Regions from separate parts of the Homo sapiens genome. Here region 2 is linked to region 1. A link is a contact called in ENCODE Hi-C or POLR2A ChIA-PET data. All regions are on one chromosome and are shown on one strand. Each heading gives the region's core, a stretch centred on a gene start or an enhancer-like site at or near the end of the contact. The rest is flanking DNA. Distances are from core to core; before and after follow the strand shown.

What was found. Hi-C counts contacts between places; a loop is a spot of excess contacts on that map. ChIA-PET counts read pairs that join two places held with the same protein, here RNA polymerase II (POLR2A).
Region 2: a loop to region 1 is called in a map of heart left ventricle, with 1.9 times the contacts of the local background. The contact joins two enhancer-like sites. A Hi-C loop is called at or near these places in 1 of 168 maps with a recorded cell type or tissue (heart left ventricle). POLR2A ChIA-PET finds 5 or more read pairs at or near these places in 2 of 52 experiments (BJ and Caco-2).

The regions. Positions count from the first base shown.
Region 1 is chr4:123,854,691-123,860,647 of GRCh38, reverse strand. The region is part of intron 4 of LINC01091 (long intergenic non-protein coding RNA 1091); the gene reads right to left. Among named protein-coding and RNA genes, the nearest start is that of LINC01091, 210 kb to the right of the region's middle. RefSeq lists an enhancer at 2,273-5,957. Within about 2 kb of position 3,432, at least 14 of the 41 ENCODE cell types and tissues checked have a DNase peak (open chromatin) inside an H3K27ac peak, as active enhancers do.
Region 2 is chr4:123,746,924-123,752,743 of GRCh38, reverse strand. All of the region lies in intron 3 of LINC01091 (long intergenic non-protein coding RNA 1091), which reads right to left. Among named protein-coding and RNA genes, the nearest start is that of LINC01091, 100 kb to the right of the region's middle. RefSeq lists enhancers at 1,961-2,544, 2,545-3,128, 3,129-3,714. Within about 2 kb of position 3,168, at least 6 of the 41 ENCODE cell types and tissues checked have a DNase peak (open chromatin) inside an H3K27ac peak, as active enhancers do.

The sequences.
Region 1 (5,957 bases), core at 2,183-4,682:
TTTTTTCGTTTTGAGACGAAGTTTTGCTTTTGTTGCCCAGGCTGGAGTGCAATGGTACACTCTCGACTGACTGCAACCTCTGCCTCCTGGGTTCAAGCGATTCTCCTGCCTCAGCCTCCCAAGTAGCTGGGATTATAGGCATGCGCCATCACGCCTGGCTAATTTTGTGTTTTTAGTAGAGATGGGGTTTCTCCATGTTGGTCAGGCTGGTCTTGAACTCCCAACCACAGGTGATCCGCCTGCCTTGGCCTCCCAAAGTGCTGGGATTATAGGTGTCACCCACCACATCCGACCCCTGCCCTTTCTTTTAAGAGCACAGGCAGGTCCCTCACTCTAGTGCAGTGAACTTAATGAGAGCCTAGAGTGAATGAAACGGTGATGCCCCTCTTGATGTGGAGTTACATGGTAGATATCATGCAGCCAGTTTTCTCACTCATGGATGAATTTTCATGACATTCTCTATTGAGTTGTATGGATCTAATAGAAACATCTATGGGTCTTAAGGCTAAATATTTTTTCATTGCCCCTCTCATGTTTTCTGCTAGTTTTACAAAAATACCCTGTCAATTTTCAGATAAAAGCTTTTTAACAAATTCAAAATGTCATTATCTCTGCTACTTGTACAATCAACTTAAACCCAGAATAGAGCCTGCAACTTACCATCTCAGCAAAAGAGAACAGGTGAAAAAAGAAAGCAAAACTGTAGAACAAAAAGATGTAAAAAAAAAAAAAAAAAAAAAAAAGGAAGACAGACAAATAAGGCACAGAACTGTATTAGAAAAACACTTTCTACTTTAATCACACAGTGGTGTCCAGCCTCGCCTTCTCGACCCCCTGCTTTTCCTATTTCTTCCTTGTTAGTACGAGTCACTCCATTGACCAACAAAATTACCACACAGTGACCACCTCTGGTGCATGTTGAATACTTGATTTAGGGCTATTACGCTTGTCCCAAAGAGCTCAAAGCAGATTTAAATTTCCATAAATCTATTTGCTAGACATGTAGGTAAAAAACTTATTTGAGCAACACAGGTAGTTTTTATTTAAGTTGGCCTTTAGTGTTCTTTTTTAATAATTTTCATTACAAGAGCCATAAAACCAGCAAATTTAGAACAATCCCACTCAGTAAAAAGAAAGTCAAATTTGATATTCCAATGTTAATGCCTAAATAACAACAATTTTAAAATTTCCCAAATCATGAGTGATTGGGTGCATTCACTTATGAGATCCAATTAACCTTCTGAGGCTTAGGGGCAAATGACCTTGCTAGAATATATCAGGAAAGGGAATTGCAAAAATTGCACTGCTTGCACCTGTGGTCCTTTAATAACTTATGAGCAAGTTGATTTTTCAGACATTAGTGCAAAATGTATATTCCATCTTTTCAATGAAATCCTGATCTTTTCCCTGATATACATTTCAACTCCATTATCACCTTGAGACAGAGATACAAGATGCCCATTTTATGATACTGTAGTGTGGCAAGGGTAACTATACTGCAGGTTAAGATACTCAAAGAAGTGACAAACAGGACACAAAGCTCAAAAAACCCTCTGAGCTAGCTTTCAGGATGAAGGAGCCCTTTTTAGAGAGGACTGTCTTCATTCTGGAGATATAGATTGGAACATTCATTTTACGTAAAACTATTTGTAATATAAAACATGGTCTGACTAAGCCACAGTATTGTGTCTGCTGGAATGTGAGCTATTATATACTTGGTAATATTTAAACACAAACACAAGAACAGCTTTCCAAGTTTCCTGTTCTATATGCTTAATAAGCTTTAGATGCTTTATTTTGAAAGTTAGGCAAATTAGAGTTTTTAAAAATATGAATTCAGTAAACTCAGCAGCACAAGTTAGTACACTATTGATTAAAAATATATATATAACAATTAATACAACTCAGTGTACACAGCACATGTTCTTCCATCATCTGATTCTGCCTCGCACTGTAAACTTCATCCCAGACTTCACTTCCAGCCAGCTTAGTTCAGTCCACTCTGCCTCCCCACCACACTTCCTATCCCAAGTTGTTCCAGCCCAGCATAACTGCATCAATTGCAGCTTCAGGAACTCTCTTTCTAAACTCTCTTTCATGCTGAAATCCATATAAACAGATTCCTTCATCTCTAATCCCTCACCTACCCTCCATTCTACAAATTTATTCCCACAATCTTTCCTTTGACTAATTCTTCTTTACCCCTCCAAAATATACACAGGACCCCAAACTGCCAAGAATGCATGTGGCAATACAGTAAACATGTTTTTAGCCTCGGATGGCACTCTTTTATTCTGCTTTACTTCATAGGTTTTGGCTTTGCGCAGATCTTTATTTGAGTAAATTAACAAATAAATGATATTGCCCACTGGTAGAAAAATTCATTAAACTCCCAAGATCCCTTCTAGTACACTTTATTTCACAGTAAATATTCTACGTTGAGTATCATGTTGATATTCTAGTATCCAATTTTACCATCTAGGTTATGTTTCATTTCCAATTAATTCTCTAATTTCCTGGCTTGTGGTATATTTGACTTGTTGCTTAAGCAAACAATAATGAAAGTCACCATCCTCCTATATCATAAGATTGATACAATCATGTTAATCAAAATTCTGAGAGAAACTATAATTTAAAAATCATGTATATCTTCATGCTTTTGTTTTCAATAAGTTGACAAATTTAAGAAAGCACTAGAAAATGATAAGCAATAAAAATTATAAAAAATATGAGTCTTTTATTCTGACTTTATCCTTACAATGCTTGTTATCTAATAGCAATATTAAATATATTATTGTTCTTTTATATTAGGTTTGCTAACAACAATAATATATTTTTCCTCACTAAAAAAAAAAAAATATATGCTTCTGGTTTAAATGCCATCCTTAGGAGTACAAGCTTGAAAGCTGTGCTACCAGTAGTGTATTTTAAATGTAAGGGAGCAAATATTGTTTCTGTCAACCTCAAAGAAAAGAATGTACTCATTATGTTCAAAACTTTAACTTACTACAATAATGACACTGGTTTCAAAAAACTGAACTTTTTAATAACCAATAACCTTTTTTCACACAAACTTTTTACACCTCTAAGCATGCTATAATTTCTAAGCACTATTCCTCTTTGCTTCAATTATGTGTTCCCATGCTAAAAAGCAAAATAACAAAGTTTAAAAAAAAGAAAAAAAAAAAAAGGAAAGGGCCTTTTCCTCACTGCCAGGACCCAAGCTTATCTCAGCAGCCTCCTATTTTTAACCAGATTGCAAATGGTATCCGTGATCAAAGGCCCGGAGCCCTGGAGGAACTTAGGCAAACAGCACGCAGCAGAATGCTTCCTGATGATCTGTAAGCAGGAAAGGACTTTTGACACGAAAGACAGCTTAAACAGCACAAGAATAGCAATAAACCAGCTGTAAAATGGTTGCCCTTGAACGAAAGCAAATTGTTCCAAATAATTTTTCCCGTTTTTGCAGCCTCTGGATGTCCCGCTGGGGCATTTAAACAGCCACATGCTCAGTGTACAAAAGCTTCTCTAAGTGGGAAAATACAGTGTACTAATGTGTTTAGAATAAGGAACCGAACACATCCAAAGTTCAGATTTGATGCTTCCTTTTCCTTTTGTTGGAGAATGAGTTCATTAATGCCAGGCTTGTTTTGGATACTAACTAAGCTTCCAGTCAGTAATGTTGAAGGGTAATTTATTGGCTTAGAAATACTCAATTAACCATTGAAGTGGTTGTTAATTTAAAAAGTAAACGGATTGTTGAGCCTTTACATAGGACTGTTCATGCAACTGGAATGTATATTTACCTAAAGATTAAGAAGTACAATGCCTACTTTTCTTTGTTATTTTCTATTAAACAACTTATACTATAGGAATGCCATGAATACTGTGAAGTTTATATACATCTTCCCCACTATAAGTCATGAGAATAATATAATACTTACTGTTAACATAATTACAAGACACTTCTGTATGTGCAGTTTTATTTAATTCACACAAAAGCTCTTAAATCTAGTGTTACCCAACACCATCCTTTGAATAAATATGTAAGATACAATGTTCTCTCTCATTGATATTTATTCTAATCAATTATATTAATTCTATATTTAAAATAATAGATTAAAAGGAAATCTTTTACTACTTCATTATTTACAAAATCATGGTAAATATATTGAGTAATTTAGAAACCAATATGCTTATATTAAGAGGTACATTTTATTCCACAAAAGAAAAATACCTTTAAATAATTTGGCAATTCACTAATAAATGTTAGGCAGAGAGATTTATTTAAAAATCAGACAATTGAAAAACCTTTAGAGTTACTTAGATACACATATGCATTGCTTAATAGAAATATGTTGCTTTAAAATTAAATTTAAATACAATATTTATTAATCAAAGCATACAAAATACATTTAGGGTTATTTAAACTACATAATCAATAGACTATGATACCAAGATCTTATTTTCCTACAATAAATTATCATTCTAATTGTATTGACTAAGTCTATATTTCCTAATTTGCCTAAAATGTATAAATTCACTCACAACTTTGTGGTCTCAATTAGCATAAACATCCCAACAAAACCATGTGTAACCATTGTATGACCAGGGAAGCAAACTCTGCCTAAATCCCAAAAATCACTTTGAAAAATTATTGTTTTAAATGCAAACAAGAAAAGAAAAGGGAAATTTTCTAAAGTAATCCTCAGCTTAACAACAGTTGTGTTTGGAAGCACCTAACTAGTGACTTCTGATGAGGTCAATGATTATATATTAAATTTCTAAGTGCTTTTCTGTGAAAGTAATCAAGTTATCAAAACGAATTCCTCTTTCAATCATAGAAAAGTGGTACTCTCCTGATCAATATTTATTTATATAATGTCATGTAAACTATAACATTTACTAGTAAGAATACAGTACATATTAAAATCAAATCCCTTTTTCCCCCAGAGATTTATTTCGTGTTATACTTTGTTTTACTTTTATCATAATGAATATGGGCACAATGAGTATACAAAGCCTTTCTGTGCTTGGTCAGGGAACCAGCTAAAGTACTGGCTCAATGGCTCTGATTTTAAACCATGTTTTACTTAAGACTAATTTTTCATCAGTGTTAGAGGTTAATAACACTGTTATTTCCTCTATTACCTGGATTTAATAAAAGCAGTGGGGCATAACATTCTGTAAAGCCAGGCAATAAGAGGAAATAACACAAATGTTAACCTCTAACATAAATGTAATGGTAATTGCTCCAGTCTAGTTTTAAAATTGATGCCTTTGGTAGTCTCCCACATGGCCAAAAAAAAGCTCTCTCCTCAGTGTCCCAGCAACCACCAAGATCCAAGGTCAAGGGCAAATTATGCCATCAATTTGTATGCTTAACAACATTTGTGCACCATATCATCCTTAAATATAGAAACACATTGTTTTAGGAATAAAACACGACAATAAAGCAGTGAAGCTGCAATTATAAATCAGCTAAAGTGAAAGTACATGTTGAAAATGTTAACGAAGATTGTTGCAATACAGAAAAGTTGATTCACCTTCTTACACGTAAAATATAAAATCAAGTTACACAATAAGGTAGATAAATCTCCTAATTAAATACTGAAGAAAGAGAAGCATGCAAAACAGCTTCATCTATATCTAAGCAGGATGTATGAAATTTTCACTTTTTCATTTATATCCAATACTTGTAAAAATTCATTGTGGTTATTTTATATACATATGTAGCGATTATTTATTTCTATTTAATAAGCATATTTTTAATGTTTTGGCAGATAGAATTAACGTCTCTTGCATTACATGTCAACTTTGTCTTGCATAGCACCAAGTCATGTCAGCAGCCTCTTTAGAAACTAAAGCCAGCAAGTTAAGATTAATTTCTGCTAATTATCTCAGACCCTCAGACCATACTGTTCACACACTGGGAACCAAATTTCCAGACTCAATTT
Region 2 (5,820 bases), core at 1,919-4,418, 110 kb after region 1:
AAGCATTCACAGGTGCTCTAAATTAACTATATTCTGAACAGTATATTTTACAATTTTTATTAACTATTCATTTTTTACTGGCATATATTAATACAATGGACTTTTATACATTGATACTATATCCAGTGAACTTGTTAAATTCACTTATAATAGTGTACATGCAGATTCTTTTAGATTTTCTAAGTATACATCATGTAGCCATTGACTTTCTTTCAATATAAATTTGTGAACTCTTTCCCCATATTGAAACAGAAGAATGTAATGATTTCATTAAGCTACAATTTTCTATCCATTATCATGTAAACATGGTGTGAAATATAGTTTAAAAAAAAAGAGTTGAATATTTCCTTCCTCTTCCAAACTTACAAAACCAAAAAGATAGAGAGCTTCAGACATTCACAAATTTTAAAAAAGCAAAAAGGTCTACTTATAGTCTTTGGAATACACACCATTTAGCTTTATGAATCAGAGACATTATGGAGAACAATTCTTTAGGTATCAATATATGATATTTTTAATTTGGTTTGCAATTGGAGATAAAGTTATCTTCTCCTAACACAGGTTATGGAGCTCTGCTCTAGGCAAGTATGGAATGGTAAGCCATTATTTTCCTATATCCTTTTATTAACCTTTACAATCATTTTATTCTTTCTTTGTAACTTTTTCTTTACAAGAAGGGTAGGCTTTATTAACATTTACTAATTCAGACTATCTTATGCAAGTGACATAAACCTCCATAGTTTCAGCAAAAAGAAAATTTTATCATAAAAAAAATGTTTTGTAGAACCTATGAATAAAATGGAGTCTGTGGCTTAAGAACAACCAAAACCCTCGTAACTCTCTAGCCAACCCCATTGCCTATGTATATAATTTTGCTTTCTTCTCTCTCACACTGCAAAGTGCTTTCTCTAGCTCTCTGGTCATATCACTAAAAATCTGACCTCAAAAAACTGTTGAGCTCTAGTATTTTAGAGCATCAGACATTATAAGGATACTCATTTCCTTGGTCTCCCAAATCAGAAAAGATTACAAACAGTATATACCATGTCTAACGGAGTTTATCCTTTGATAGGTAGCTATAATGATGATGATGATGGTGATGACGATGATGATGACAGTGGTTAGATTGGAAACTTGCAGCTTTATGTAATAATTTACAAATCCCAAGGGCCAAATTTAATTGCCGGCACTCTGATCACAAGTACCAGAACCAGGTCCCATCTCCTCACTACTCTAAGCACTGATGGGAGAAGACGGTCCTTTACATGATCAGACTGGACCCCACTGGTTTAAGAACCAAGCATGGCCAATCCTAGATGTGATAGACATCAGGATCCACACCTTGCTGGGCATGGACAAAGACCAAAAAACTTCCTTGCAGTTCTGTCTCAGCAGAACCTTCACTGTCTAACCTTTTTCTGACGTCTAGTCATTGCCATTTCCTAGCCTACATCTGTTGATTTCGTTAGTGATGCTATAAGAGGACCTTTCTATGATTTTTCCTACTTCAGCTAAGCCCACTTCAGGAGCCCACAGACATAGGAGCCACACTGAGAAACCTATTCTCTTTTTACATACTTTGTGGTAGTCATCAGCAGATTACTTTTTCTCCCAAGTCCTCCCATTTCTGATATTAAATTTCTGAGGCCTGTACCCTTTCTCCAGTTACTTTTTTTTTTTTTTTTTTTTTTTTTTTGAGGCAGAGTCTCACTCTGTCGCCAGGCTGGAGTCTAGTGGCAGAATCTCAGCTCACTGCAACCTCCACCTCTCAGGTTGAAGCGATTCTCCTGCCTCAGCTTCCCAAATACTTGGGACTACAGGCATGCACCACCACACCCAGCTAATTTTTGTATTTTTAGTAGAGACGGGGTTTCACCATGTTGGCCAGCATGGTCTCGATCTCTTGACCTCGTGATCCGCCCACCTCAGCCTCCCAAAGTGCTGGGATTACTGGTGTGAGCCATCATGCCCGGCCTCAAATTACCTAAGTCTCAAGCCTGCAGCCATCTATCCACGTCTGCTGGACTACAGGCTGCTGCCTACATAAGGCCAACCCAGTCTCTACAGTGCTTTTTACAATAACCCACCATGAATTGCAGATGGAGCCCCAGCTCCTTCCATTGAGAGCAATGAGATGAGGAGAGGAAGAGGGCAATCTCTCAACAAGTCAAACATTACAGAGCTTTGAGAACGTTAAGAAGTCCAGCCTGCACTAGCACATTGTAATTTATTTTTTGCCTCATTCTGCCTACCTCAGACCTTCAACTCCTCACTTTTCACATATCTGGAGGCTAATCCCATGTGAGAAACACTTAGGAAAACAAGTGTGACAACTCTGCCTGAGTCCCAGAAAGAAAGCTCTCTCTGAAGGGGCCCTTCGGTTGTTTTCCCAGGTGACATGTTTAAGACTTGATCCCTGTTGTCTGAATTCCTTTCTCACCACACCCAAGGTCATTTTAATGAAAATTCCAAAGTCCAAGCCAAGAGGATAGAGTTGCTCTTAATCCTTCAGCAGTGCCGTCATTTGATCCCTAGACCCGCTGGGGTGATTATTGTGTGTCTGCAGAGCAGGGCTAAGCAGGCAGGAGGAGGAAGTGGCTGCCCCTGCAGGAGGCCTGTTTCTGGCCCTTGTTTCTGTGCTGGTGCTGCTGCTACCTCCCAATCCCTCCCACCACCCTTTCTCCCTAACATCTCAAGATAATGCTGATGCTCATGGCTGTTCTTCACCTTTTGCGGAAGTTCACTAATTCATTAACATTTTGTTAATATGATTCATTGTATTGACAAAGTTGAATCAGCAAGTTATTTAATTCCTGGTTTTTTTGCATGCTCAGAGGAGCTAAGGTTGTGTGTGGAACGTGCAATTATAATTCTTGACACCTTTACATCTGTGACTTAGCATTTCATCACAAGGTTTAAAACTTGTGTTGTAAAAGGAAATGGAAAATGTTAAGAAAAACTTGAGTGCTTTAAAAAAAATTCTTTAATTTGTTTTTATCTTCTCTCTAACTTCCTGAGTGATGAGAGAATGAAAGCGCTGACGACCAAATGTCTGGGATGTTTTGGGACCTCTCTGTCCCCTGGGCCAGATATGGGAACATTCTCCAGTGCTGCAAGGACTAATCATCAGGCTCTCTTGCTCCTCACTAATGACCAGGCAGAGCAGCAGCCCCTGCTTCCTGTCACGCTGAACTCTGGAGGCCACTGATTGCGGCCCGGCCAACCTGCCGCCAGCCTTCAGCAAACCTGCCAAAGTCATCTGTTTCGATATTTTCTTGCCTCTTGAGATTAAAGGGGTACATCCTTCCCCACACTGTCTGAAGAGAACAGAGGGGTACACTCTGCTTCAGGGTGTAAAATGGACTCCTTTCTTTTCAGACCCTGGAGGCAAACATGTCTAGGGAATAGCACTCTGACAGGAGAGACTTTACTTCTATTAAAATACTCAGGCTTAAAAAGACTAGAAGCTTTAAGAGAGTTTTGGAAATGGAAACTGTAAGTAAAGACAAGATTTGAGGCATGACCATCATAAATAATGTCTCTAACATGCTCTTTTTTTTTCACCAAATATAAGCGTGCTTAGGAAATATAAAAATGAATCTGATTATTTTTTTCATAGGAATGATACCACATCAACTTTTAGTCCCTACACCTATACCTCTTTCTCCTTCCCTTAACATCCGGAATTTTCTCTCACAGGCTCTGTTCAGCTCTACCGGGGAGACAGGAAGAGATTAGGTAATGATCTGCTGCTGAAACAGCTCCCATAGCCTGGTGGCATGTAGTTCCCCTTCTGTTCTTCAAGACTGGCTGTAGGGAGCATCCCTGGATTTTGACTCTCAAAAGGCATGGTTAAACAGAATAGGAGTCTACTTCAAGTTGCTATGGATGATGTGTTTGAACTTCTTGATTTATTAAGATGTATTCCTAACTTCCTTAAGAAACAAGTGAGAAATTTTAGCTATTATTCTAATTCCTGTGAAAAGAAAAGAAAGAAGAAAAACAATGTATTATTTAGAAGGCCTACCAAGAGCCCAAAAGCTCGTTATCCCAAAAGACAATCTATAAACTTCACTGCCTAGCCCTGGCCTGGATCTGCACATGTGCACACACAGACATGCAGAACAGTGAAGTCACTTCAACTATAGCACTGCTGCTATTTCAGGAAAGCCAAAATAATCCTCTTCGTATAATTGTTGGCACCCAAATAACCTCATAAATAATAACAATAAAATGTTTTAACATTCCTACAGTTTTCAAATCCCACATTAACTCATAGGGTCCTCCAAAAACCCTGTGAGATGTGATTTTACTTACCTCTTTTTACAGAGAGGGACCTGAGGTTCAAGAAGGTACAGAAAATAAGAAAATGCAGCAGGGAGCAGAACCCAGGGCTTCTGACTCTGAATCCACAGTCAGATTCTAGTCTTGCATCTGTGATTACTCAACGGCCTGGTATACATTGGATATTGAATCTAAGTCTTTGATTCCTTTATTGCAAAAAGGATGAGAAGGAGAAGGAAGTAGACAAAGGTTGGACCAGTTGATATTTAAAGACTGTTAGTTTCCACAGTTCCATAAATCCAAAAGCCTTTTTAGGATATTTGAGTGGCCATGGCCTCTTCTCTGATTTCTTGAGAGCAATCAATAACGGCTTTTAGCCTCTTCTTTGTGTAAGGGAGAAGTCAACTGAAGTTACAGTGACCTTGAGATTTCCATCAAATCAGCAAATGCACATCTAATAAGAAGGCTGTTGCTCTTCTGAAAATCTCTGCAAATCTGTGTGGTATATGCCCTACAGTCTACATCAAGTTTTCTGTACCCACTGAAATCTAGACTTTAGCCTCAAGCAGCTGCTATTTTCACTCTTCCAATGAGGACTCTGATGTACCTGTGTCCCCTCTTTCCTCTACCCTACAAAGAACACTCAAGGAAGGCATTGGAGTATCTATTTAGCAGATTATACTGAAGTTTTTTCAGCAAGGGAGGTGGCATCAGAGCCCTTTACATTAATATTCATTTTGACACTTCTTAAAAGTACTCTACCACCCCAGCCCACATGGCTTTCTCATTGGCTGGCACGTCTCTAGAAACCCTTTGCCTGCTGTCCTGCTGCTCAGACCTTCCAGCACCACCATATGCAGGGGAGGAGGGAATGGAAGCCTAACCTTTTTTATTTAAAGGCAATAACAAGGAAACTTTCTAAATAAAAAGCCATCATCTCCAGCCATAGGAGCTTTCCTCCTCTAGGGGCAGAAATAGCTGTAATCAGTTGTGTTTTTAAATAGATTCTTTTTGTTTCTTATAGCGACACTGATGTCAGCTAATGTGATAGAGCAGAAAGAGCACTGAGTCTGTAGCCCAGGCCTCCTTCTGCGTCTAGATCTCAGTTTCTTTAACTGAAGTAGAAGGGTCTTGGAAAAGAAATGGATTTCTAACTTTTTTATGGAGGGGAGCTTCTTATTAATTCCTACTAAACGTGGGACTGTTCGAGAGGGAAGAAAAGAATGCACTGCTGCTCCTAGCTGCTGATGAGAGCACAGCGATTGAGCGCAAGGAAAGGAGGAAGCAGAGGAGCCCCACCAGCTCAGCCGAAAGAAGCCTGGCAGTGTGATGTGCTGATGAAAGTCTGAGAGCCTAGTCCTAATCCTAGCTCTAGGTTACACATACCAGTACTGATTGTAATCAGATCGCCTAACCTATTGTGTAAAAATATGTAATTTCTGCCCCATCTGTCTCACAGGGTTTATATGTGACTAAAAAGGAGTAATGTATATAAAACCATATAAAATGTTACTTAAAAATATATAACATTTAAGG